Linked DNA regions of Homo sapiens: region 2 is linked to region 1. A link is a loop called in an ENCODE intact Hi-C map of the cell type or tissue named here. Cell type or tissue: dorsolateral prefrontal cortex. All regions are shown on one strand. Links, peaks and the distances in the headings refer to the core of each region. The heading gives the core; the rest is flanking DNA. Region 1 overlaps LOC107984113 (a long non-coding RNA gene). Region 2 has its middle 18 kb from the start of SPCS3-AS1.

The links. A loop is a pair of places that touch in the nucleus more often than their neighbours do. Peaks named below come from ENCODE experiments on the same cell type or tissue, not always from the same donor. Only the 100,000 strongest peaks of a DNase experiment are listed, where the experiment ranks them.
Region 2: it touches region 1 in a loop (4-fold over the local background); 59 of 110 quality-filtered maps call a loop at or near these places.

What each region holds. Positions count from the first base shown.
Region 1 is chr4:175,942,397-175,955,546 of GRCh38, forward strand. It overlaps LOC107984113 (a long non-coding RNA gene), which reads right to left. Exons shown (of 4, transcript XR_001741924.3): 3 at 5,249-5,302. It also overlaps a transcript of GPM6A not described here. Among named protein-coding and RNA genes, the nearest start is that of WDR17, 120 kb to the right of the region's middle. In dorsolateral prefrontal cortex, for the core only: a CTCF peak has its summit at 4,908 (motif pointing right); no DNase peak of the experiment used is centred there; H3K4me3 peaks cover 390 bases; H3K27ac peaks cover 1,017 bases.
Region 2 is chr4:176,332,264-176,345,413 of GRCh38, forward strand. No RefSeq gene overlaps it. Among named protein-coding and RNA genes, the nearest start is that of SPCS3-AS1, 18 kb to the left of the region's middle. In dorsolateral prefrontal cortex, for the core only: no CTCF peak of the experiment used is centred there; no DNase peak of the experiment used is centred there.

The sequences.
Region 1 (13,150 bases), core at 3,167-7,166:
AGTTTTGGCTTTTGTTGCCATTGCTTTTGGTGTTTTAGTCATGAAGTATTTGCCCATGCCTATGTCCTGAATGGTATTGCCTAGGTTTTCTTCTAGAGTTCTTGAGGTTTTAGGTCTTATGTTTAAGTCTTTAATCCATCTTCAGTTAATTTTTGTATAAGGTGTAAGGAAGGGGTCCAGTTTCAGTTTTCTGCGTATGGCTAGCCAGTTTTCCCAACACCATTTATTAAATAGGGAATCCACTCCCCATTGCTTGTTTTTTGTCAGGTTTTTCAAAGATCAGATGGTTGTAGAAGTGTGGCGTTATTTCTGAGGGCTCTGTTCTGTTCCGTTGGTCTATATATCTGTTTTGGTACCAGTACCATGCTATTTTGGTTACTGTAGCCTTGTAGTATAGTTTGAAGTCAGGTAGCGTGATGCCTCCAGCTTTGATCTTTTTGCTTAGGATTGTCTTGGCTGTACAGGTTCTTTTTTTGTACTATATGAAATTTAAAGTAGTTTTTTTTTCTAATTCTGTGAAGAAAGTTAATGGTATCTTGATGGAGATAGCATTGAATCTATAAATTACTTTGGGCAGTTTGGCCATTTTCACTATATAGATTCTTCCTATCCATTAACATGGAGTGTTTTTCCATTTGTTTGTGTCCTCTCTTATTTCCTTGAGAAGTGGTTTGTAGTTCTCCTTAAAGAGCTTCTTCACATCCCTTGTAAGCTGTATTCCTAGGTATTGTATTCTCTTTGTAGCAATTGTGAATGGGAGCTCACTCATGATTTGGCTCTCTGTTTGTCTGTCATTGGTGTATATGAATGCTTGTGATTTTTGTACATTGATTTTGTATCCTGAGACTTTGCTGAAGTTGCTTATCAGCTTAAGGAGATTTGGGCTGAGACAATGGGGTTTTCTAAATATGCAATCATGTCATCTGCAAAGAGACAATTTGACTTCCTCTATTCCTATTTGAATACCTTTTATTTCTTTCTCTTACCTGATTGCCCTGGCCAGAACTTCCAATACTATTCTTGAATAGGAGTGGTGTGAGAGGATATGCCTGTCTTGTGCCGGTTTTCAAAGGGAATGCTTCCAGCTTTTGCCCATTCAGAATGATATTGGCTGTGAGTTTCTCATAAGTAGCTCTTATTATTTTGAGATACATTCCATCAGTATCTAGTTTATTCAAAGATTTTAGCATGAAGAGATGTTGAATTTTATCGAAGGCCTTTTCTGCATCCATTGAGATAATCATGTGGTTTTTGTCATTGGTTCTGTTTATGTGATGGATGATGTGTATTGATTTGCATATGTTTAACCAGCCTTACATCCCAGGGATGAAGCCAATGTGATTGTGGTGGATAAGCTTTTTGATGTGCTGCTGGATTCGGTTTGCCAGTATTTTATTGAGGGTTTTCGCATCGATGTTCATCAGGGATATTGGCCTGAGATTTTCTTTGTTTGTTGTGTCTCTGCCAGGTTTTGGTACGAGGATGATGCCGGCCTCATAAAATGAGTTAGAGAGGAGTCCCTCTTTTTCTATTGTTTGGAACAGTTTTAGAAAGAATGGTACCAGCTCCTCTTTGTACCTCTGGTAGAATTCGGATATGAATCTGTCTGGTCCTGGGCTTTTTTTGGTTGGCAGGCTATTAATTACTGCCTCAATTTCAGAACTTGTTATTGGTCTATTCATGGATTTGACTTCTTCCTGGTTTAGTCTTGAGAGCAATGTTCAGAAATTTAACCATTTCTAGAAGCTTATTTTCATTTCGATAACAAGTAGCAGACAATAATAGATTTAAAATTATGTACCAATGTCTTTTTCATTATATGTGGTAATAAAGTGCCAAAAAACAAGCTACAAGCTGTTTGTGGCCTAAGATATGCAAAGAATTAATTTTTGTGCTGGCATATACTGTAATTAGAAATTGTTCTGTGCATCATGATTAAACCAGTAACTATGGTAACGAGAGCAGGAAAGCATGAGTGCAAAAGGAAACAGCCCGAGTAAGTCAGGGATAAGCTGCATTTCATCTTTCTTTTTAAGTGTTTGTAATAAACAGAACTATCTATAAAATGCATACTGATTTTTATTCCAATTCTTATCATTCATTTACATAGATTAAAATACATTATTCCTTGAACATATACACACACGTACAAGACAGAACAGACACAGATTATTACCACATATGGAGAGCATACAGCTCTTAACAGTATTATCAGGGGAATACCATTACAATCTCTGCACATCTCCCTCATTTTCATAGGGCTGTATGAAGAAAATGACGGAGCAGAACACTCAAGTAAGAAATCTACAGTTTCTGGCTTTTGCCTTTTGGCCACAAATTTTCAGCAAAACTGCTTGACTCTTAGTGGCATGGACGACAAATTCAGATTAGCAGGCAACAGACATGAATACAAAGGAAACCAGCGCAACACTATTCCTAATAATGCGTTTTGTAGGCTTTACCGACTGCAGTCTTCAACAGACATAAATACAGACGTCTCAGTTTCAGAGACCTCGAATCATTAGTCTTCATGTACATTTTTTTGTTTTTTGTTTTTTGTTTTTTCGGTCCCCAAACCATCAAGTGGTATGAGAAATAATTAGAGCAGTTTCAAAGGAGAAGATCAGTCAAAACTGATTAAAGGTTTAAAAAGTAAGCCTTTTGAGAAAAGGGTGTTTTTTAAAAAAAATTATTCATTGAGGCTAGAAAAGACTCTGTGACGAAGCCAAGTACGTGAGTGTGAACAGCAATTATCTCACTACGGAAAACAAAGCAGAATGAAACAATATAAATTTCAGAAAAACAATCTTAATTTCTGGAATAACTTCTTACTGTACAGATATAAGAAACTGCACGTATCACTAGATAAGCTGTGTAATCTAATTGAATTTATTAAAGGAGATGAACAAGCATCATGTTCTTGTTTAGTACAAACAAATATTTAATTTAGTGTTTCCATAGTAGAGTTTCTCTATAAAGAATTGTAAAACTTTTTAAAACCCCATCTGAAACAGAAATAAATACCACCTGGTATCACTTATAAGTGGGAACTAAGTAATACGCACCCATATTACTCAGTTGTAAATAATACACACCCATATTACTTAGTTGTAAGTAATACACACCCATATTACTTAGTTGTAAGTAATACGCACCCATATTACTTAGTTGTAAGTAATACGCACCCATATTACTTAGTTGTAATATAACTTATAAGAAACATGTTATATAAGTTGCAAGTAATATAACTTATAAGTAATATAAGTTATAATATATGTTATAAGTAATATAACTTATATTACTTGTAAGTTATATTACTTATAATTAAGTAATACGGGTGCATATTACTTACAACTCAGTAATACGGGTGCATATTACATACAACTCAGTAATACGGGTGCATATTACGTACAACTCAGTAATACGGGTGCATATTACGTACAACTCAGTAATACGGGTGCATATTACGTACAACTCAGTAATACGGGTGCATATTACGTACAACTAAGTAATACGGGTGCATATTACTTATAACTAAGTAATACGGGTGCATATTACTTAGTTCCCACATATAAGTAATGGACATAGAGAGTGAAATAATAGACACTGGAGACTTAGAAGACTAAATGTGTAATGTACGCTATTTGGATGCTAGTTACATTAGAAGCCCAGACTTCACCACTATGCAGTATATCCACGTAACAAAACAGTACTTGTACCCCCTAAATCTATAAAAAATCTATAAATTTATAAAAATTAAAAAAATTAAACTTCATTCGAATGTAAAGTTAATGAGGAAGTTAAATTATTTCAAAGATTACAAATTGAGTATCAACTAAGACAAGGCACCAAAAACAACTGAGTGTTTCAGGAAAATTTTTAAACAAATAACACTGATTAGTTAATGTTCCTATCATCTTCCATTCATTTATTCATTGTGCCAACCAATATCAAGCACCTGCCTTGTGTGAAGCACTGTTCTAGGGTCTGGGTCACAATCATGAAAAGATGCATAAATCTCTGTGTCATGTAGCTTCCATTCTTCTAAGGGAGACAGACAAAAACTAGTAGAAAATAAATTACACTATTTAGATGATGGTAAGAGTTCTGGAGTGAATAAATGGGTGATGTGATGAAGATGAACTGTCAAAGCCTACTTTTCTAGGTGGGTCAGGGAAGACGTTTTTGAGGCAGGTGGTCCATAGAAGCCAGCGATGTGAGGCAGAGCATGTCAAGAACAGGGAACCGCAAGCACAGCTGTGGAGTGTCCGAGGGATAAAGATGGCAGCAGCCCAAGCACTGTGGGCAAGGGCAGGGCAGGACGATGCCAGGCTACAGAGGTGGGCAGAGGACAGACAATTGGGGCCTGGTAGAGCATTCTGGGGCTTGGATTTTTAAAATGCCTTTATCCTACCATCACATTTCAGTGTTTCTGATTTGGGGAGTGATTTATAAGAAAGGTGCCTTTAAGAAAAACCAAAATATGCTTATTCACGCACAACTTCTGCTCAACTTCCTGAGAGGAAGCCAAAACTGGAGATTACTGCTGTACTGGAAGCCAGATCAAAAAAGAAAGCAAAATCATTTAAGAGCCTGCATTTGAAAATGCTTCATTTATAGGATGAAATGAAGTGTGTGTGGCTTTCTTATTGCTTTCTTCAAGCCTAGATATATTAATCATCATCTTCATTAAAATCCATTTGATGCCATAAAAGGACCAAATAATTTTCTTTCTAATTTTCAGAAACTGAGTGCTGTTATATAATTTTAAAATCTAACTACAGAGTCTTTAAAAAAAAAAAAACACTAGCTCGAATTTCCTCAATAATTCTGGCTATTCGTTTTTCAATTCTTATGTGTTTATTTTCCATTTGAACATTTAGCATTAGAAAATCTTCCTGTGATTTCCACAGCAACCACTAGAGGGAAAACTTCGACTGAAGAAAGTCATTTAAAGACACTATCTTAATAATATTTCTTAAGTACAATATTAAGTATAATATTTCTTAAGTCTAATATTCTTAAGAATAATATTTAAGTCTAACATTCTTAAGAATAATATTTATTAAGTGTAATATTCTTAAGAATAATATTTCTTAAGTCTGAAGAACTCAAAAATAATGATGTCTTCAAGATAAAATATTATAAAAGCACATCATAAATCCCACATGCATTTTCAAGTTATTCCTGATAATAATGAGCATTTGTGTTGTAATACGTATTCTGCAAATGTTCTTGCATTCATTACCTCATTTGTTTCTCCAGATGAATGGCTAATAGAGCAGGAACTATGATCACTCAGCTAAAATAAAAAAACACAAATAATTTAACCAAAGACACCCGACATTTTAATTGCACAATCAATATTACTACTGAGGGCTGAGTATATTTTTCAAGTACACTATGTTGTCTCCTCACTACTTTTTTCAAAGAAAATATGAAAATATTGTGTTCTCAATTTCCTCATCATATTCTAGATTTTTTAGTAAAATACCTAGAACACAGTAGGCACTTGATAATTAGTGAATGTATGCATGCATTCATATATGAATAAAAAGATGAATGAAGGAACAAAGCCCTACTTTTTTTCTATGCAACACTATATGCCAACATAGCACCTAGCAATAGCAATAGCAATAGCAATAGCAATGTGTTTTCCAAACACATCCCATTTCAGAGTTAGTAAATGCAGAGGACACCTGAAGATAATACTTGCAGCTTAATAAGTGCTACAGAGAGGACATGTTTTTGTGATTTTTTGCTCCAATATTATGATACCCTCATGTTATAGACAGGATGTGTCCCCCTGAAAGTTCACATGTTGAAATCCTAACCCTCAAAGTGATGGTATTAAGAGGTGAGACCTTTGGGAGGTAATTAGGTCATGAGGGTGGAGCTCTCATAAATAGAATTAGTTTCCATAAGAAAAGACATGAGAGAAATGATTTTTCTTTCCTTCATAGAAGAATACAATGAGAAGATGGCCATCTGTGGGCCGGGAGGAGGGCCCTCGCTGAGAACCTGACCATGCTCACACCCTGGTTTTGGACCCCCAGCATCCAGAACTCTGAGAAATAAAGGTTTGTTGATTAAGCCCCACAGTCTATTGTATTGTGTTACAGCAGTCCAAACTAAGATGCCACATCTGATTCTACCTCCTTTACATTGTTTGACTTTTGAATATTTGAACTCTAAAATTATGATCAATCCATCAAACTTTATATAATTCATTATCGTAACTCAAAAACACAAATATATCATATGGGTTAATACAACCACATAAGAAATCAGAAAATGCTAACTGGAAGTGAGAAGAATTATAATTGTGATTCTGTCTTTTCCTTCTGCAGGAATCCTGAAACACTGGCCACAAAGTTATGCTATGGACTCATGCCCCTACGCAGTAAAATAACAATGTTAATACTAACTTACTATCAATTGTTACTAGATTGAGCAAAGAACAATCATTAAAATGCCATAGATCCTTGAAAACAAGCAATAATTTCCTGATAAAGATGAGATACTTTTCTTATTCTACCAACAAGACTGCATTTGGTGGTAAGTGTGTGTGTGTGTGTGTGTGTGTGTGTGTGTGTGTTGGGGGGATGTGGTGGAGGGATGAGGTAGATTTGGATATCTCTTTTCCCACAGTTGAATTCCCTTCCATGCAACTAAGAAATCAAAAAAAGCTCCTAAAATGAGTAGCTAACTTAAACATTCACAAAATATTTTTAAAAGAAATACTCAGAAATATCAAAAGGAGTTATCCATGGGTAGTGTGATAAGAAGTAATTTTAATGTTCTTTTTATGTTTTTATGTAATTTCTCATTTGTTTGCAATGAAAATATGTATATCCTTTTTTAACAATTGGGAAAGTTTTTTCACTAAAAGTCAAGTTTGTTTATTTTTGTTGTTGTTTTTGGTGGTGGTGGTAGAGACAGGGTCTCATGGCTGTGTTGCCCAGGCTAGTCTTGAACTCCTGGCTTTGAACTCTTAACTGCAAGTGATCCTCCTGCCTCAGCCTCCCGAAGTGCTAGGATTACAGACCTTAACCACAACACCTGACCAAAAGTCAAAGTAATATAAATTTTACATTACATCTTAAAATCATCATTAACTGTGTTTGGCATATATTTTATGTAAAACAAATATGAGTTTGTTTGATTTTTTATCTAAGAAACTAAATAATCAAGGGCTGTTAAGCTGAACCATAGCTAATACTCCTTGCATCTTCTTATCAAGAGCTAACTTTAGTAAAGATTCCTTCAAATCAGTAAATAAATGAGGTTGTCTTTGGCTGATACTTTCAGAGTCCTCAGAAGTTTGATTTTAAACTCATGAAAAAGATAAAGCTGAACCGACAGGCTTTACAGTCTTGTTCATTCTTCACATTTAGTACATTCCTTGAATAGATGGTATTGTCAACAGCTTGTTTAAAAATTGTCTGATATCTGCGCTAAGTTGTTTGGATGACAATTCATGAAACCAAATAGAAAATAAACACTGTAGCCTTATGAGTTCTCACCACATATTTTCAATAAATTTTACAAGTTCATGAGTGAAGAAAGATAAAGTTCTTAGTAATCAGACAATGTATAAACACCAATGGATCACAAACATTTTTGTAAAGAAAATAAAGTAAGGACACCCTCAAAAAATCCTAAAAGCACACAAAGTTCTCCATTAAGAAAGCAATTCATTTTGCAATGAATATAAAGGGAAACAAAATTATATACACTTTGACAAAGTTAATATATTTCTTTCTACTGTATTGTGATATTTTAAGAACTCTATGGCCCATCCAAATGCAGATGTGTAGTTACATCATTAGAAAAGAATAAATAAAACTTTATTAGCTATGGGTCTAACAGAGTCTCAATGAGACATAATAGATGTTTATTTTTATTCAATTTTTTTACATTATTTTAATGGCTTTATTAATTAAAATAATTACAAAAGTGCCATTGATTCCTAAGACAAGACATTCCAAGCACATAATATGTTCTATACAACTGGATATAATTTTGAAATGTGAAAATAAGAATATAATACTTGTGAATTATTTCCAACTTTCAACAAAACTTAAATATTCCAGGTTTAACCATGACTTTCCAGGAAAGGAATTGCAAGATGATGTCTGGTTATTGAAACGTGCTTCAAAAGTGGAAAAAAGTAGCTTTGGGGGAGTTTTTACATTTAACTTTACTCTCAAAAGAACCTAGGACAATCTGCTGCAGTCAACAGATTGGGCAGTGCTATTTTTTGCTGTGCCTGAGTGTGCTGGCAGGGGAAATGAGGGGACAAAGTCCTCACTTACATTTAGAGAAATGTATTATTTTCATGAAAGTATTTTTAAATGACACACAATAGTTCTAAATGTCATGATATTTCTTGTCACCTTAAATGATTAATAGCAAGAATTCTATTATTCCTACAGAAATTATCAGCCATAATTTCAACAATGTTAATTTCTGAATTATCAAAAATATTTAGTTGAGTAAGAAAGTAGAGCTCTGAAACTAAAAATACTTACAGGAGCAGAGATAATACTAAATGTTAAAATATAGTATTTGTAAGACTTTTTTTTTTCTCCCATGAATATTTAGAAAGCCTTTTTGGTTATTTCAGGCTTCTGTTATACTGAATGCCACCCATTCCAAGTGACCACTGGGAAAGGGAATTTCATCTCTGCAACCTAGAAATTACTACTCTTAAATACAACACGTCGATAAATAATTGGAAAGCTTCATCTATCATCCTGCCTACTGAACTCCCCATGGAATGAAAAACGTCACCTTCTCAAGATGCTTATCTGCCCAACTGACCCTGTAACAAGCCATTTTTCTTTATAAATAGTATTTCATGTGAAAATACTACTTTTAGTAGGAAAAATGGGTGGAAGAACCATACATTATGATTTTTTAAATCTGTGGATATAGAAGTGAAGATGGAGATAAAACAGTAAAAATAGATATTGATTCCCATGATGTCCATATGATTAGGCCATGAACAGACAGAAAAGGAAAGAGAGAGGATAGAGTTGGACAAGCACTGGCCTATAAGTCCGAAATTTCTGGATTCCATCCTCATTACCTCTGACGGCGAAATAATCTCTTGAGGCTTCAGTGTCCTTAACTAAAAATGAGGGGAATACCATCTACCTTGAAAGGCTGTTGAAGCAATGAGGCTTTAGGCATTTAAAGCAACTAGAATACGCACAGTTAATAAGTAATAGCTAATAAGAAATATGAATGAATTGCAACAATTTTCTGAAAAAATATCTGGATTTATCCCAGAATTATATAGCTTTATACAAGTCAAGGCTTCTTCACATTTATATTACCTGGGTAGTTAATGGTATTGGTTAATGCGGAGCGTGTTTGTGAATGAGATAAGACTTAAACTGGTAAACTTTTCATAAGCAGATTGCCCTGCATAATGAGGTGGGCCCCATTCAATCACTTGAAGGCCTGAATAGAAAAAAAAAGACCAGCTTCTCTGAACAAGAGGGAATTCTCCAGCAGTCTACCTTCCAACTTTCCCTACACCATCGGCTCTCCTGGGCTTGCAGCCTGCTGGCAGCCATGCTGCAGACTTTGGACTCACCAGCCTCCATAATCATGTGAGTCAATTCCTTATGATAAATCTCCTTCCACACAGACACACATTCTGCTGATTCTCTTTCTCTGCAGAACCATGACTAATACAGTGATATTACAAGGCCCAGGTGACCAAATATCTCAGAGACAAGTAACTAAAACAAATACCTCAGAGACAAGTAACTAAACTTTCCTTTTCAAGAGTCAAAAATCTGTTTGACTCTTGAGAGTCTTTGACTTTTGAGAACATTCTTTTATGTTTGAAATATTCAAGTTAAGATACTATATTCCTTAAGAAGCTAGGAGAAGTTCGTTTCTATGTACACTTCAAAGCTAGATGTCCAAGGAGTCTAGTGGAGTTCTAAGCTGCATAATGGATTCCCATGATGGATTGTAGCTTAAGGTAGTGATCTCAGAATGGATGTCCCCAAAGCAATGGAATTAACATATTATTCAGTTATTTTCCCAGTTGCCCATTGTAACAAGGAGCGGAGGCTACAGTACCTCCACCTTCTTAGGGTAAGGATTGTTGTAAGAAAAAATTTTAAATTCTTCCATTTAAGCAACATGTAACTAGGAATATTAGAAAGCATTAATCCATTCACTCATTCCAGAGATATTTTTGTGTACATCTTTCCTGAAAATTTTTGTAATACATTTTGTCCCAGAGCCCACAAAATCATATAATAAAATAGATAATGAGCCATCCTGTCCACCAATGAGTCCAGTCCTGGTGTATTACAATGCCCAAAGAAAGCAGAAATCCGGTGGGGGCATGGGAACTTGGGCCTGTAATCTCAGCACTTTGGGAGGCTGAGATGGGAGGATCCCTTGAGCCCCACAGTTCAAGACCAGCCTGAGCAACATGGCAAAACCCCATTTCCACTAAAAATATAAAAATTTGCTAGGCATGGTGGCGCATGACTGTGGTCCTGACTACTTGGGATTGCTTGACCCCAGTGGGTAGAGGCTGCAGTGAGCCAAGATCACACTACTGCTCTCCAGTGTGGGCGACAGAACAAGACCCTGTTTTTAAAAAAAAAAAAAAAAGGAGAGAAAAAGAAAAGAAAAACAGAAATCCCCTTGCCTTAAAAGTTAAATAATGGGAATGTTCTACTTTGATTCAAGAATAGAGCATGCATGCATTCTACATATCTAAAATCCTAAATTTTATAAAACAAATAAAGAAATCAAAGGGCAGGGAAATTTTATTCTATATCAAACTGTTCCAAGAATTTGATAGTTTTTGAAGCTGAAAAACCTATAAATACACTGTGTTGGAACCTCGGCTGTATCATGACAATTTTCCACAGAGAAGTAGTCTAAGGGAAAGTAATTTGTGTAATAGATGTGAAAATGACTCCGGAAATAGCATTTGCAGACCTAAACTGTATCCATTTTAAGATATGTAGTACAAAGAATTAGGAAGAATGCACTTTCTAACCACAAAAAGAGTAGCCAATTGCCTGTAAAGCAGTGTATGGCAGGGATTTAATTGATATTTGCATGTCATTATTTTTAGTTAATATAGTATTATTGCTTTGTTTATTATGACACATTACACAACTTTGAGTTCTGCAGGACACATGGCAGACTTATAATGTATATAAAAACTACCATGGAGGTCGGGCGCAGTGGCTCACACCTGCAATTCCAGCACTTTGGGAGGCCGAGGTGGGCGGATCACCTAAGGTCGGGATCGAGACCAGCCTGACCAACATGGAGAAACCCCGTCTCTACTAAAAATACAAAATTAGTCAGGCATGGTGGCACATGCCTGTAGTCCCAGCTACTTCGGAGGCTGTGGCAGGAGAATTGCTTGAACCCGGGAGGTGGGGGTTGTGATGAGCCGAGATCGTGCCATTGCACTCCAGCCTGGGCAACAAGAGCAAAACTCCATATCAAAAAATAAAATAAAATAAAATAACTACCATGGGAACTATTAAAATTGAGTTAGAAATGTTAACCCAGTTGGTTTAAAAAACATCTTTTTTTTACAGTCCTGAGAAATGCTGACAGCACTGATCACTGGGTGATAGAAATTTGTTCAATTACATGTCCTTAGCTTTTCTTCCTGGCCCGCTCTATACCTTGACTTTTCCTAGAGGGCAGTATAGTCTAGGGCTGAGCTGTCTGAGAAGGTAGACACTAGTCACATGTGGCTATTTCAATTTGAATAAACTAAAATTAGATGAAATGTAAATGCCTTTGCTCAGTTGTGCTGTTCACAATCCAGGTGCTCAACAGTCACTTGTGGCTAAGGCTCTGGTATTGTACAACAGAGATCTAGAACGTTTTCATCATCTCCATGAGTTCTACTGGACAGCACAGCTCTAGTGGCTAAGGGTGTGGCCCCCGTGGCTAGGTTGTATCAGTGCGAAACCCGGCTCAAGCACTTTAGAACTGTGTAAGCTTAAATGAGTTTCCTTGTCTTTCTGTGCCCCAGTTTCCTCACCTGAAAAATGAAAACACTATTAGAGTTTTAATTAAAATGTGTAGAGTACTGAGGACAGTGGCTAGCAAATAATATATACCACACTGAGTTTTGTCTATCATTTTTCCACCCGAAGAGTCAAGCCAAAGCAAAAGTCTTAAGAGGTCTAAAGAGGAGTGAATCTGAGATGATGAGTTAGACCATCTCTGGAGAGACAATGGAAGTCATCATTTCTGTTTTCCTTTCAGTGAGGTTGCACCCGTGTCTTAGCCTTTGTAGTCCAGCTACATCCCTTTCACAGGGCCTCATATCTGTCTTTTCCATGGGTCTTAAACATGATTTGGACTTGGAGTATTTTCTACATATCTAGGGCAAGAGTAGAACTTTACCCTGGCTGCCTGATGGCAAACAGCCAAACCTTGTAGTAATGGAACAAAAGAGAGATAGCCAGGGACTACAGTAAATTAACAGCAGTGCTGAGAAGGTACTACAGGCGCTGTGAGGGCCTAATAATACTTAAGTCAAAGGACCAGACAATGACCTCAAACACAGATAAAACACCCTGTGTCTACTTGAGAATCCAAAACAAATTCCATGATTTTTCGTAAGAGTCCTGAGAAGTAGAGATGAATCACCCTATTCTCCAAAACACAATACCTGGAAGAAAAGTCCCTTGGCCTTCGCCACATAGATAATCCATGGCTGGACGAAGCCTGCACTTGACCTCTGGACTTTTCAAGCCAGTGCTGGAGATGAGAAGCAATTCCATCTGTTCCAACAAGCCCACATACCACACCTGTTACTGGGGTCCATGGGAGAAAGGAAAATCTAGTAAGTTCATTTGAAGGGGTAGCTTATTTCAATATGCGGTGTCCTTTGCTTTATTCAACAAATATTCAATAGCAAATATAGAATATGTTTACAAAAATAGAAAATGGTAGACTATGGAACCAGGAAACTCACATTTAAATCCCAGCTGCATAAGTTTCTAGCTTAAATACTCACTTCTTGGGATTTTAGTAGGACTGGAACAAGCTAATACATGTAAAGCATTAAAAATAGTGTCCAGTATGTATCACATGTTCAAATACAATGTTAGCTATCATATATTTTCAT
Region 2 (13,150 bases), core at 1,208-5,207, 390 kb after region 1:
TGACCAAACCATGGGGATTCTTTGTCATTAATACCGTCCTCCTTTGTAAGTGCTGTTTTTTTTTTTTCATTCTTGAGCTCCTAATGACATTAGATCTTATCAGGGGCAGTTGGACAGTTCAGTAAAGGTAAATGCTGCTCTTGCTCTAGTTGCTGTGACCTATGTTCTTTCTGACTTGCTAAGAGAGCCAAGTGATAGTGGCTAGTGATAAGATTGATACATAAATTGCTTTACTTTGAAATAACACTGGAAAACCCTACCGTAGACCTGATCAAGAAAAAAAAAAAAACTCAGGATGCATGTTTAAAGTATAGCTCAGGAAGAAATGGGTTAAAACAAATAGCTGACTCTTTGAAAGGCCAGGGTGTTGGCTGATCCTCCACCAGCTTCTTGGGCACATTGGCTGGTCTGGCTCACTAAGGGAACGTTTATTTACTAGTGAATTCAGACAATCAAAACAGAAATACCCCCTCAAAACAACAGAAAATCATTGCATTTAGAGGGTAAGGGATTTTAACCTAAGTGTATGTTACCAGGAATGATAAAAGAGGTCAGCTACATTTTATTTTGTTTTCTCTCAACCTGGGCAAGTGTATACCAGAACTTTCTCTTTTAAACGTTTTTCCTCATACTCTCTTGTCCTTTTCCCTCTCTCCCAGTGAAGTGTTAAGAATTCGGAGTTCAGTAAATTGTTGCCTGATTAATGAGTTGCCATGACCAAAAGAAAACTTACCACTTTAATAAGTATACCTTTATATCCAAATAAACCTCAAGCTTGAAGGAGCTTTGAAGTGTTCCCTTTTCATGTGCATAATTTATACACATTCCACTTGTGTATCTGTTGAGTATAGTTGGAAATAGGCACCTAAGAGTTGAGAAGTAAAGGGACTGATTAGTACTATACTGGAGACAAAGCCTCTGTGCATTTCTTCTAAAAAGTACCATGTTTGTGCTCCTAAGCCCTATGCTTGCTCGTGAGTGGCTTGGAATGGCTGCAAGCTCCCTAGTGAGTGAGTACAAAGGGTGGGAAGGAATCTAACAGATGTGAGTGGGGAGGAAGTGGGTTCTGACATGCGCTGAGGAATCTGAAACAAATTCATCTTATAAGTCTGCTCAAGGTTGTGTGGGTCTCGCTCAAATTTATTTGAGAAATCCATGGCTTATCCAACTGTGCAGCCTCTGCTGCTGCTTTAAGAATCTCTAAATGCTGTTAATTCTCTGCACGTGCACCGACAACCCAGGATGACTAAAAGTCTAACTGGGAATCACACTTAATTGAGATTAAGAGAGAGATTGATTGCTACCTGACTCTTGCCCTCATCTCAACATTTGAAAGTCTGATTAAACATTCTGTTAGTTAAAATAACACCAAGTGCTATGATAGGTGACATCAAACTTTTGGTAGCATAAGAAAAAGTTTGGGCACGGTGGCTCACGCCTATAATCCCAGCACTTTGGGAGGCTGAGGGGGATAGATCACGACATCAGGAGTTCAAGACTAGCCTAGCCAACATGGTGAAACCCCATCTCTACTAAAAATACAAAGATTAGCTGGGCATGGTGGCATGTGCCTGTAATCCCAGCTACTGGGGAGGCTGAGGCAGGAGAACTGCTTGAACCTGGACCTGGGAGGCGGAAGTTGCAGTGAACCAAGAGCTCCACTGCACTCCAGCCTGGGCTACAGAGTGAGACTCCATCTCAAAAGAAAACAAAAGTTTATTTCTCGTTTTTACAAGGAACCAATGTGGGTATTGAGGCAGCTTTCCACATGGTGTGACTGAAGGACCCAGGTGTCTTCCAGCTTGTGACTGCCGCCCCAGGGTTGACAAGACCTCACTTGAAGTTGGCAGTCTGGGGTTGAGGAAAAGAGTGGAGAAGGCCCACCTGCTTAATTAGCTTCGCCCAGAGTATCACACCACCAACTCGCATTCCAAGGGTGAAAACGAATTGCACGTCCCTGTGCAGATAAGCAAGGGGCATCTGGGAAGTACAATCTTTAGTTGGGTAATCACTTCTCAGGAACAACTATGTGGTGGATGGGAAGCATAAATCTTTCTCACATAGTCATTCTATCACTTTCTGCTTATGCTCACCAGCTTAAGCTGACCAGCCCCTGTTGTATCCCAGCAGGGAATACCAGTTTATTATAGTCAACATTTATTTATCTTTTTGTGTCTTGTCTGTAGTGCATTAAGGATTTTCTGAAGGTGAGCATATTAGATGTTAAGGGTTAGATTTTAAAGCACTTATCAGGCATGAGTTACCTGATCTAATCTCTAGCCTAATCATCCAGTACTTAATTTTTTTTTCCTGGAACATTATTTCCTTACTTTGCAGCAGCATTTATAGCTCTTGCTGCCCTTGGGAATATATATATACACACACACACACACACACACACACACACACACATATATACATATATATATGTTTCATGTTTGTCAGTTTCATGAGCAAGAAGGCTATGTTTATCTTGTTCATTTTACTATAAGACACTACATATTTACTGAGTAAATTGAATTAAAAGCAAAAAATGTGTGATTAATTTTAGTTATATTGGCTTACACAGGTGTTTTGTCTCATGTAAGGTAGGCATTTCAGGACATTCCATGACAGATTTTCAGAGGATAAATGAACTGGGTTTTTACTGTAAAATGTAATCTATCTCCTAGTAGTATCTCAGTGATAAATGTTTAACATTAATGGTAAAGGGAGGTATATGGAGTAACTTATATTTGAAAAGTATTAGGCTAAGGACATTCATAAGTCCTTGTGAATTAATGTCTTTCACCTTTTTTTTTACATTTGTAATGGAAAAAAGGAAATGTGGAAAAGTTTATGAGATATTTGTATATAGTTTACTGAATAATATAAAGCATGTGCCTTTGTAACTACTACTCAGATCAGCAGTTGGAACAATACTATTACTCCATGCCTCCCTCCCTATACTTCTTCTGGATCACAACCTGTTACCTTTCTGCGGTCTTCAGTTTTGTGTTAGCCATTTTCTTGCCTTGCTTGAAAAGTTTACTACCTCTGTTGCATCCTATCAGCTTTACTGCCATCATGGACAATAGGAACATCTCAGTGGCTTACAAAAACAAATGTGTATTTCTTGCATCAATAGGGGCTTAGGATATACTCCTCACATCTCTTCATTCCAGATTCCACATTGAGAGAAAAGTTCCTTTTGGGATTCCAAAGGGCAGTTAGAACTGTTGGAAACTCTTGGAGCCTCTGATTGAAGGTGATGAGCATCAGTCTACTCCTTTAATTGACTCAAGTATGTCACATGGCAAAGCCAAGGAGTTGAAGGGTTGGGGAGCTAGATTCCATAGGGAAAGAGCACAAGTCACATGGCACTGAGTAATACTCTTACAGGAAAGGAGGAGGGAATTCTTAGAAATGTAATATAAGCTATCACACATTCCTAAGCGATACAGTTTGGTTTGGTTTGGTTATGAACATAAATGTAATCTTACCATAAGAATTTTTGGTCTTGCTGCTTTGGCTTAGCATTAACTTTAAGAGAATCATTTATGTTTTTGTGTGAAGGTGTAGTTCATTTTCATTGTTAGGCAGTAATTCATTGTAATATAGTCATCCATAGTAGGCATCCGGAGTAGGCATAATTTATTTACCTGTTCTGTTGACAGACATGTGCTCTGAATGTTCTTGTACAGGTAGCCTGGTGTATGTGTTTCTCTAGGAAAGGGATCTTCACATTTTGTTGCTTGTGTAGCACATCAAAGATTTTTTTTAAACTTTCTTAAATACTGAAAAATTTTCATCTTGTCATAGAATGTAATTTTTGGCACATTGCAAGTATTAACATTTTAAAGTACCAACTGCACATTACTTTTTTTTGCATTACTTTAAAAATGTATCTAAATGTATCCAGTGGAATATGGTATTTATATGATTTGATAGAATCATTCATTTTCTAATGAACAAATTCTTCCTTAGTGGTCAAAGTTCTTATCATTTCTTTTTCAAATTATATTTACATGCCTCTAGCAAAATTTTGTCCTAATGGGTAATACTCTAGAGAGTGCTATTTTCAAGTCTTTTATTAATAACTGTACCACATTTCTTTGTAACAAAAATGTGCATGTAAATTGAAATTTATCTTTTACAATTTCCTCTGACCCCAATATTCTAAGTTCTAAGGGTGTAAAAGTTATTCTGGAGTAAGTTAATTCTGCAGTTATCAATAGTACACAGTTGATCAAAACAAGAAGTATATTAGAAATGTGATAGATAATCGTAACTCTTGATGAGATGGAATTAGATATGGGAGGGGATAATTTATGTTGCTTTCATTAAGGGAATTATTAAATTATTTCTTTGTCCCCAAGGTTTGATGCCTTGTGGCAGTGCACCATAGCAAGATTCTGGATGAGGTGAGGCTTTCTTTGTGAAAGGGATGATGGAGGGAAAGAACCTCAAGCCTGGGCGCATTACCAGCCAGATCACTTTAGAAGTACGTGTGAGAGCAGAGCTGATTTCCATACAGCTGTCTGTCACCATGCACAAAGTTCCATGTTCCTCCTAATCGAAGACCACTGCTCTAGCATACACACCTAAGATTGGAAATTCCTAAGTCTTATGGAATTCATATCAACATCTTTACTATATATTACCAAACTTTCCCAAAGTGGTTTTTCCAAGTGTGAGTTCTCTTTGCCTAAATTTGGGTTTGCAGACTTTAGTTTTTGCCAAGCTGGTGAATAACCAATGGTATCTTATTTTGGTTGTAAATTATATTTCTCTGTTTGCTAAAATGAGAAACTTCTATTCATGTTTATTGTTCATTTGGATTTCTTTTGTAAGGTGCCTGTTCAAATTTTGCCCATTTTCTATTTGTCTTATTGATTTGTAGGATTTCTTTGTATACTCTCAGTTTGAGTCTTCTAGCTTACCCCTTCACTTTTTCATGGTTCCTTTTGATCAATCAAGCTTCTTAATATAATCAAATGTATCAGGCTTTTCTTTCATTCAATAATGCTCTTTTAACCTTTCTCCCAGCTTCTTCAGTGTTATGAAATAGAAAGTGTCTTAGTTTTGAAGTCAGCAATATCTGGGTTTGGATTCTGGTATAGCCACTTTCTAGCAATGTGAAATTGGCTAAGCAATGCTCACTAGAGTAAGTTGTCTAAGCCTTATGTTTGATATTCATTGTTTGTGCCTGGCATTATTATGTGTGCTTTGCATATATTAAACTGAATGCTAACAACAACCCTACGAGGTAGGTACTATTATCATTCCCATTTTAAAGAAAAAGAAGCTGAGATCAAGATAGGTGAGTAACTTGCTCCAGGTCAGTATGGTAGGTAGTGGTAAAGCCAATATTCAAAGCCTGGCACCTGCACTAGAGCCTGAACTCTCCTCCATACAGACTGTGCTTCTTCCTCAGAAACATGGGAATGAGAATACCTTTCTTTTAGAATTGCTGTGAGCAAAAAAATATGTATGGGAAAGGACTTCCCAGCATTTTTAGTACATAGCAGGTTTTTGTTATTTCTGTGAAATGTAGCAGAGTTGAGGAAACAGAACCGAACGGAACACAAACATTAAAGTCTCTTTGCAAAGTCATATGTATTTTTTTTTTTTACAGATAATTGTAGAGCAAATTGAATAATTCTTTTACCTTGTTCAGAACAATGAGTCTTTCTTCAGTATCTTTGGTGTAGGAGACAGATGTTCTCTGAACAACAGACTTAGTATTTTTCTGGTAAGAATAGAAAAAAATCAATTTCTTAGCTCAATCATATAGATTAATTTCTTAATGATCTTGAAGCGTATAGGAAAATATACCCTCATTTTAACCATGTGGCCTAAAAAGGGCCAGAGAAAACAAATAATAAAGCTTTGAATGGAAGTTGGCGTGAAAGACAAAATGCACCAGGCAATAAAGATAATTTTGCTTTAGATATTATAATAGGGAGAATTTTCATTTCTGCAGCAGAATGTGTCAAAGAAATGAAGGAGGCTTGGGGTTTTATAGAGGCAGGTAAACAAGGGAGTCAAGGGGAAGGATGGGGGGGGTCAGTTCTTGGATATGCCAAGGGAGGTGGTTCCTTGAAGTTAACTGTTTCTCACAACATAAAAGGTTTTTTTTTAAAACCATTGCTTTTTCCTGGGAGCACAGGGCTCTGGAAATTTTCAACAATGTCACTGCCTTTAGGAAAGCTAAGAAAAATACGGAATCCTCTACTGTGACAGCAAGGATATGGGTCAGTATCCAGGCAGTGACAATGGTCAAAGCAAATGTGTAACAAACCTAATCAGGAGCCTAATCCCCTAAAGAGATGAGGAACCCAAAATCCAAAATGATTTATAACTTTAACTTAAAGACGGATAGTTCACTGGCCACCGACCAGCTCTTTGCACTTGATTGTAAATCAAGAAATTCAATTAAATATTTGCTCAGCATCTTTTTTTTTTCTAGCAAGTTCTTTATTTTAATTTTAACTTGAAATCAGTGCATTATATTAATAACTCCATTGGTCGTTTGTCTACTTAACAATCTTTGATGATCTTTCCCATAGTGAAATGATCCTATAAAACCATTGACAGGTTCTAAGATTTTTCCTTTGTCTACCCATCCCTACTAACTAGAAATACATTTCTGGGAAGTAGTCTAACAATAATTTCAGTTTTGAAAAGGGTCATGGATGGTAAGGAGACTATATTGTTTAAAGGCCTTTATTGATCCTTTTATAGATTTACTGGAAGTTGAAAACTAGCACAAAGAGGTCCCCTGTACTCCTTCACCTAGTTCTCCCTCATGGTGACATCTTACTAACTATAGTTCAGTATCAAAACATAGAAATTGATGTTGGTACAGTTAATAGACTATTCAGATTTCATCCATTTTACATTGTTCATTTGTGTGTGTTAGTATCTTTAATGCGCCAGACATTGCTTATACTCTGGAATGGAATGTGGTGATACAGACAGTTCTTCAAAACACTTTACACTTTCTTGGGAGGTGTTTGGTTTTGTTTTGTTTTGTAATGTGGCCTCAATTCTCAAACCTGCCTTTAAGATTTCTCCACTTGTCTTAGAGAGTCAAGAATTAAAGTATTCCAACTGCAGTGAATATTAATTAAAGAATAAATATATTAAAGTGGGTTGGAGGCAGGGGAATAACATGTCACTTGTCACATTGAGCCAGCTAGTTAGAATTCTCCTGACGGATGCAAAGGCCTAGGAAGCTTAAGTTCCTAGATAGCTGAGAATCTTTGCCATGAGTGAAAACAATAAGGAACATCACTACCTGGTTGGAATTGCCAAATTTGGCCAGGCGGATCAGTCCTTTCAAATCTAAGTCTCTGTGTTGGTCATTTTCCTTCCAGCAAGGAAGATCCATTATTTAACAGGTATACAATCTCCAGGAAAACCTATGAAAGGTCTGTCAGTATCTTCTGTGCTTTTATAACACATTCATAACACACACACAAAATTACAGTTAAAGTTTCACAAAATACATACACTTATGGGGATATGCTTATTTATTCTTTCATTCATTTTTTTAAAAATTGGTGGTTATTACCTGGTAAATCAATTTCAGGACCGTTGTTTAAAAGAAAAGTCAGTTCAAACAGTAGTAAGAATTGTTAGGTTGGTGCAAAAGTAATTGCTGTTTTTGCCATTAAAAGTAATGATAATAACAGCCTAAAAGTTTTCATAATAAGAGCTACAATTTACTGGCTACCTATTATGTGGTAGGTGATTTTCCAAGAAAATGACCAGTCATAACATTCTTGGGATTCATTCATTCAACACATAGTTATTGTGCTCCTATTTGCTAGGCATTGTTCTAGTTGACAGAGCAGTGACCAAAGCAGGAAAAAAAAAAATTCGCTAATGGAATTTACAGTCTAGCAGGGAGAATGTTTAACAGACACATGAGAAAATCATATTTCATGTCATAGGATGTAAGTACTATGAAGATAAATAATTAGGGAAGGGAGATAAGGAGTACTGGGATGCTAGTTTAAGTAAGATGGTCATGGCAGACTTCTTTCACAAGGTGATATCTGAAGGAGATGAAAGAGAAAGCCGCAGGGATACTGGGTGGAAGAGAAATCCTGGCTGAAGGTGTAGCAAGAGCCAGACCTTGAGGCAAGACACATATTGGAGAATTCAAAGGATAGGACAGTGGAGTTATGATTCAAATGCAAAACAATAGACTCAGGACATTGAGCTCAGGGTCAGACTTAGAGGGTCCTGAACACAGGTCTAGCTGACTCCAAAGTCAGTGCACTTTTACAAATAACCACATGTGCTACTGACTGCTCATCTACTATGTGTCATTTTCCAAACTCTTGCTCTAAATATTTGATGGCCATCTAACGTTTTCTGGTTAACTAAAAGAGTCAAATTACCCCTGCTAGAAATCACATTTCAAAGGAAATTGTCAACAAAAGAAATACACTCAGGACTACAAGCTTTCCAAACATTAATAAGAGGCAAATATGTCTAGTGCATTACTGTTTCAATTAATTAAATGATTAGTGAGATAGCACTGGAGAATCATTTTCACTATAAACGAAATATTTTTTAATCTAGTGTAAGCAGTAAAGTCACTAGAGAGGAAAGTAATTTTTCCAGTTTCCTGATTTAAAAATTTCTTTCTTTACGATAAAACGTGATAGCACCAGAGAGCCTTTGGCATGGCATTATGCACTGTGTAGACCTGATACCCTGAAGCTTTGTATTTCATGTTACCTTTATGAGGCGGAAAGTCTTCACACTGGCCAGATATGTGCTTGTGAAAAGGTTGGGTAAAAACAGTGCAATCATTACAGTGGTTTTTTCCCGAATGGGTTTTTTTTGTTGTTTTTTTTTTTTGCTCATAACTGGTCCTTTGGTGCCCTCTGGTGATACAGCTCATGAAAACAAGTACTAGATCGCTAATTCTCTCTCTCACACTATAGTATTGCCATCTAATGTACACAGTTTACAACACCAAAATGCAGAAAGAAAAATTACCCACAAGAATAATTGTACACTTATCAGTTTATTTAGTCTTGCCTCACATAAAAATTGCTAAAAGCTTTGAGTTGAGAGTGGTAATGTAAGAGAAAGCAATCTCTAACTTTGTGGGGTTTTTTTTTTGTTTGTTTGTTTTTTTAGTTTTTAGAACATGAGACACCTTCTCACTCTGTCACCCAGGCTGCAGTGTAGTGATGTAATCTGCACTCACTCTGGCCTGGACCTCCCAGGCTCCAGCAATCCTCCCACCTCAGCTCCTTGAGTAGCTGGGAACACAGGAAGGCGCCACCCCGCCCTGCTAATTTTTGTATTTGTAGAGATGAGATTTCACTATGTTGCCTGGGCTGGTGTTGAACTCCTGAGCTCAAGTGATCCACCCACCTCAGCCTCCCGAAGTGCTGGGATTTACAGATGTGATCCACTGCACCCAGCAGCAATGTCTAACTTCATAAACTGAGACTATGCTAATCAGTGACAAAGAACAAAATTTTTAAATTTCTAATAGACTAACAAATAAATCAGTCTTACCACTTCTCTGTGCAGATTGCCAGTAAATCTCCTTTCATTGAAACAAGGCAAATAAATTAAACATGGTGAATAACCCACTGACAGAAAGCATGGTATTTTTCTGGGCAATCTGAACTACAAATTGGCTGACAACAGGAAACAGTATGGCCCTACACTACATGATTTTCTATCATTAAAACTATGGAAATATTTTCCTTGTCCTCATGTCCTCATAGATATGTCTCTTTTAAATAGCATAGAGCTGGATTTTTAAAATCCAATCTGGTAAGCTATTTAAATTTAAATTGGTGGTTATAGTGATTAATAATGTAGTTGGGCTTGTTTTGCCCCTCTTATTCATGTATAATGTATTTTTATACTTGTTTTGTTCATATTGTTTTATTTTGAATTAATTGAATCTTTGTCTTTATTTTATTATTTTGTATTCATTGATTTAAAAAATTTTATGTTAACCTTGAAATACTGTCATGCAGATTTAATAAATTCTTAAGCTAATGATTCTTACTAGTTAAAAATGTAAAGTATTAAGAATGTGAGCTCCACGAGAGCTGGGATTTTTGTCTTTGTCCATTGCTGTATTCCCAGAGTCACAGGATCCTTGGGGTGTTGTCGCTTTTCCAGCCAGAAACCTCTGTGGCTGCTGGTGCCTTTGCCCAAGTTTTGCTCAGGCCTGCTGGGCTCATTCTGCCCACTTAGCCTGGCAGGCTGTGCTCGACTCGCGTTACTGGCCTGGATCCCTCACCTGCCAAGGGCAACCCCAGTGCAGAGTATTGAGTGGTGTGTGAGCAAGCGAGTGTGGGGTTCAGTCACTGCACACACTGAGGTACGCCTGCTGTGGTGGGGTGGACAGCTCCAGGTGTTGGCAAGGGTGCTGGCTCCCTGCTAGACTGTGGCTGGACCAGGCATACCACAAGCATCTTCCATGGCTGGCACGGGGGAACATGGTGGTGTCCACAAGCTTGGAGATGCCAGGAACTGCAGACCCCCAATGAGGGCCTCACAGCCCTGGCTTGGGAGCTCCTAGATCTGGGCTCCTCGAAAGGCTGCAGGTCTTCTCTTTTTCTCTCTTCTTTCCTCCTTGTTGCCTGCAATGTGGTGAGCAAGGGGCATGTTTCAGCCCTGCTTGTGTTACAGCTCTTTCAGCCCTGCCATATTTGGCAGTTCCTGAGTTCTTGTCCCATGTCCAGAAAGAATGAGGTATGTGGACAAGTGGAGAGTGAGCAAGGCAAAGAGATGCTTAATTGAGGGACAGAGCAGCTCAGAGGAGACCACAGAGGTAGCTCCTCTCTGCAGCCAGGTCAACCTGTTGTCTGCAGCCCTCAGTGGAGAGGAGGCCCAGAGTTGGTAGCTCCTATCCACAGGCAAGTTGTCCCATCCTCTACCCAAGCCTGGCTGAGTCTGGGGGTTTTATGGGCTTTAGAGGGGAGATACTGCATGCTGACTGGTCCGTGGGCAGCCGTGGGCAGGCCCAGAAAAAGCACCATAAGTTTTCTATCCAGTCTGCAGAACTGATAACCTGACCCCCAGGCTTCACTCTGTCCCTGGCTTGAAGGTGGGGCTTCGCTGGGTGACCTGCTCCTTTGTGCCCAGGAGTGTGTCTACCTCCTGCCACCATCAACCTGCCATGCACAGTGCCCAGGCTGTTTGTGCCAAGGGGTGCCTGTAGGCCCTGCACTGAGCTGCTCTCAGCCCCCACCTCAGCCTCCCTCCTGTGCTTGTCAGTGCCCAAAGTCGGATGGGGGCTGAGGTGGCAGGGGCCTGGCATGTCAGCACTGCCTCAAGCACACACACACACCCAGCTAGGTTGTGACAGCACCCAGGCTCATCCTCAACTTTACTACAGAATAGGAGTGGGTGCCAGAAGCAGGGAGAGGCCAGGCATTGGGAGCAGGCAATTCCAAGCCTGAGGGGGCAGGAGGGTTTCCTGGGCTCTGGAGAGCACAGGTGTTGGGAACAGGCCCCCAAAATCCGGCCATAAACTGGCCACTAAACTGACCATAAACAAAATCTCTGCAGCACTGTGGCATGTTCATGATGGCCATGACACCCATGCTGAAGGTCATGGGTTTACTGGAATGAGGGCAAGGAACACCTGGCCTGCCCTGGGTGGAAAACCACTTAAAGGCATTCCTAAGCCACAGACTAGCATGAGCAATCTGTGCCTTAAGGACATGTTCCTGCTACAGATAACTAGCAAGGCCCATCCCTTTATTTCGGCCCATACCTTTGTTTCCCATAAGGAATACTTTTAATTAATATATAAACTATAGTAACAATGTTTATCACTGGCTTGCTGTCAATAAATGTGTGGGTAAATCTCTGTTTGAGACTCTCAGCTCTGAAGGCTGTGAGATCCCTGATTTCCCACTCCACATGCTATATTTCTGTGTGTGTGTCTTTAATTCCTCTAGCGCCGCTGGATTAGGTCTCCACGCCTGAGCTGGTCTCGGCAAGTGGCGCCCAATATGGGAGGTTTGAAACCAGGTCAAAGGGTCCCCGGAGTGATGGTTGGAGAATGTGGAACTATGCTGGAGGACACCTGAGTACTCTTAAGCAATCCCTATGGTGAGTAAGAAGGGGAGCTCGGAAGCATCAGTGTAACAATGGGACAAGTGTGGGCTCTGGTTCGTTCCACCTTGGAACCTTTTCACACTGATGATGAGGAGAAAGGAGAGTATAATGAAGTAACAGAAGAAGTAACAGAGCAAGTTTGTTTGCCTGCTAAAGCTAAAGTGGCAAAGGAGGGAGAGGTTTATCCCTATCCTTCTGCACCCCCTCCTTATTTTGAAGAAAAAGAGTGGCCTGACCCTCCAGATCTTTCTTTTCTGGAGGATGCTGGGCAAAAAGTGATTGCCCCAGTGACTGTTCAAGCAGCGCCTCAAGCGATCGCTCTCAGTTCTATTCAGGCAGGAATTCAGCAAGCTAGAAGAGAGGGTGATTTAGAGGCTTGGCAGTTCCCTATTAGAATACACCCCCCAGATCAACAGGGAAATATTATAGCTACATTTGAGCCTTTTCCTTTTAAATTACTCAAAGAATCTAAACAAGCTATTAATCAATATGGACAAGGTTCTCCTTTTGTAATGGAACTGTTAAAGAATGTTGCTGTTTCCAGTCAGATGATTCCTACTGACTGGGATGCTCTTGCTCAAGCTTGTCTAACTCTTACTCAGTTCTTACAATTTAAAACCTTGTGGGCAGATGAAGTTTCCATTCAGGCTGCTTGTAATGCCTAGGCCCAACCTCAGATTAATATAACTGCAGACCAACTTTTAGGGGTCGGCGGCTGGGCTGGTTTAGATGCACAAGTGGTCATGCAGGATGATGCCATAGAGCAGCTTAGAGGAGTGTGCATTAGAGCTTGGGAAAAAAATCACTTCAGGAGGAGAACAATACCCTCCCTTTAGTTCTGTCAAACAGGGACCAAAAGAACCATATGCAGATTTTATAGCGCAGTTACAGGAGTCTCTTAAAAAGGTGATTGCAGATTCAGCTGCTCAGGATATAGTGTTGTGGTTATTAGCTTTCGACAATGCTAATCCCAATTGCCAGGCTGCTCTGTGACCTATTAGAGGGAAAGCACATTTAGTTGATTTTATCAATGCCTGTGATGGTATCG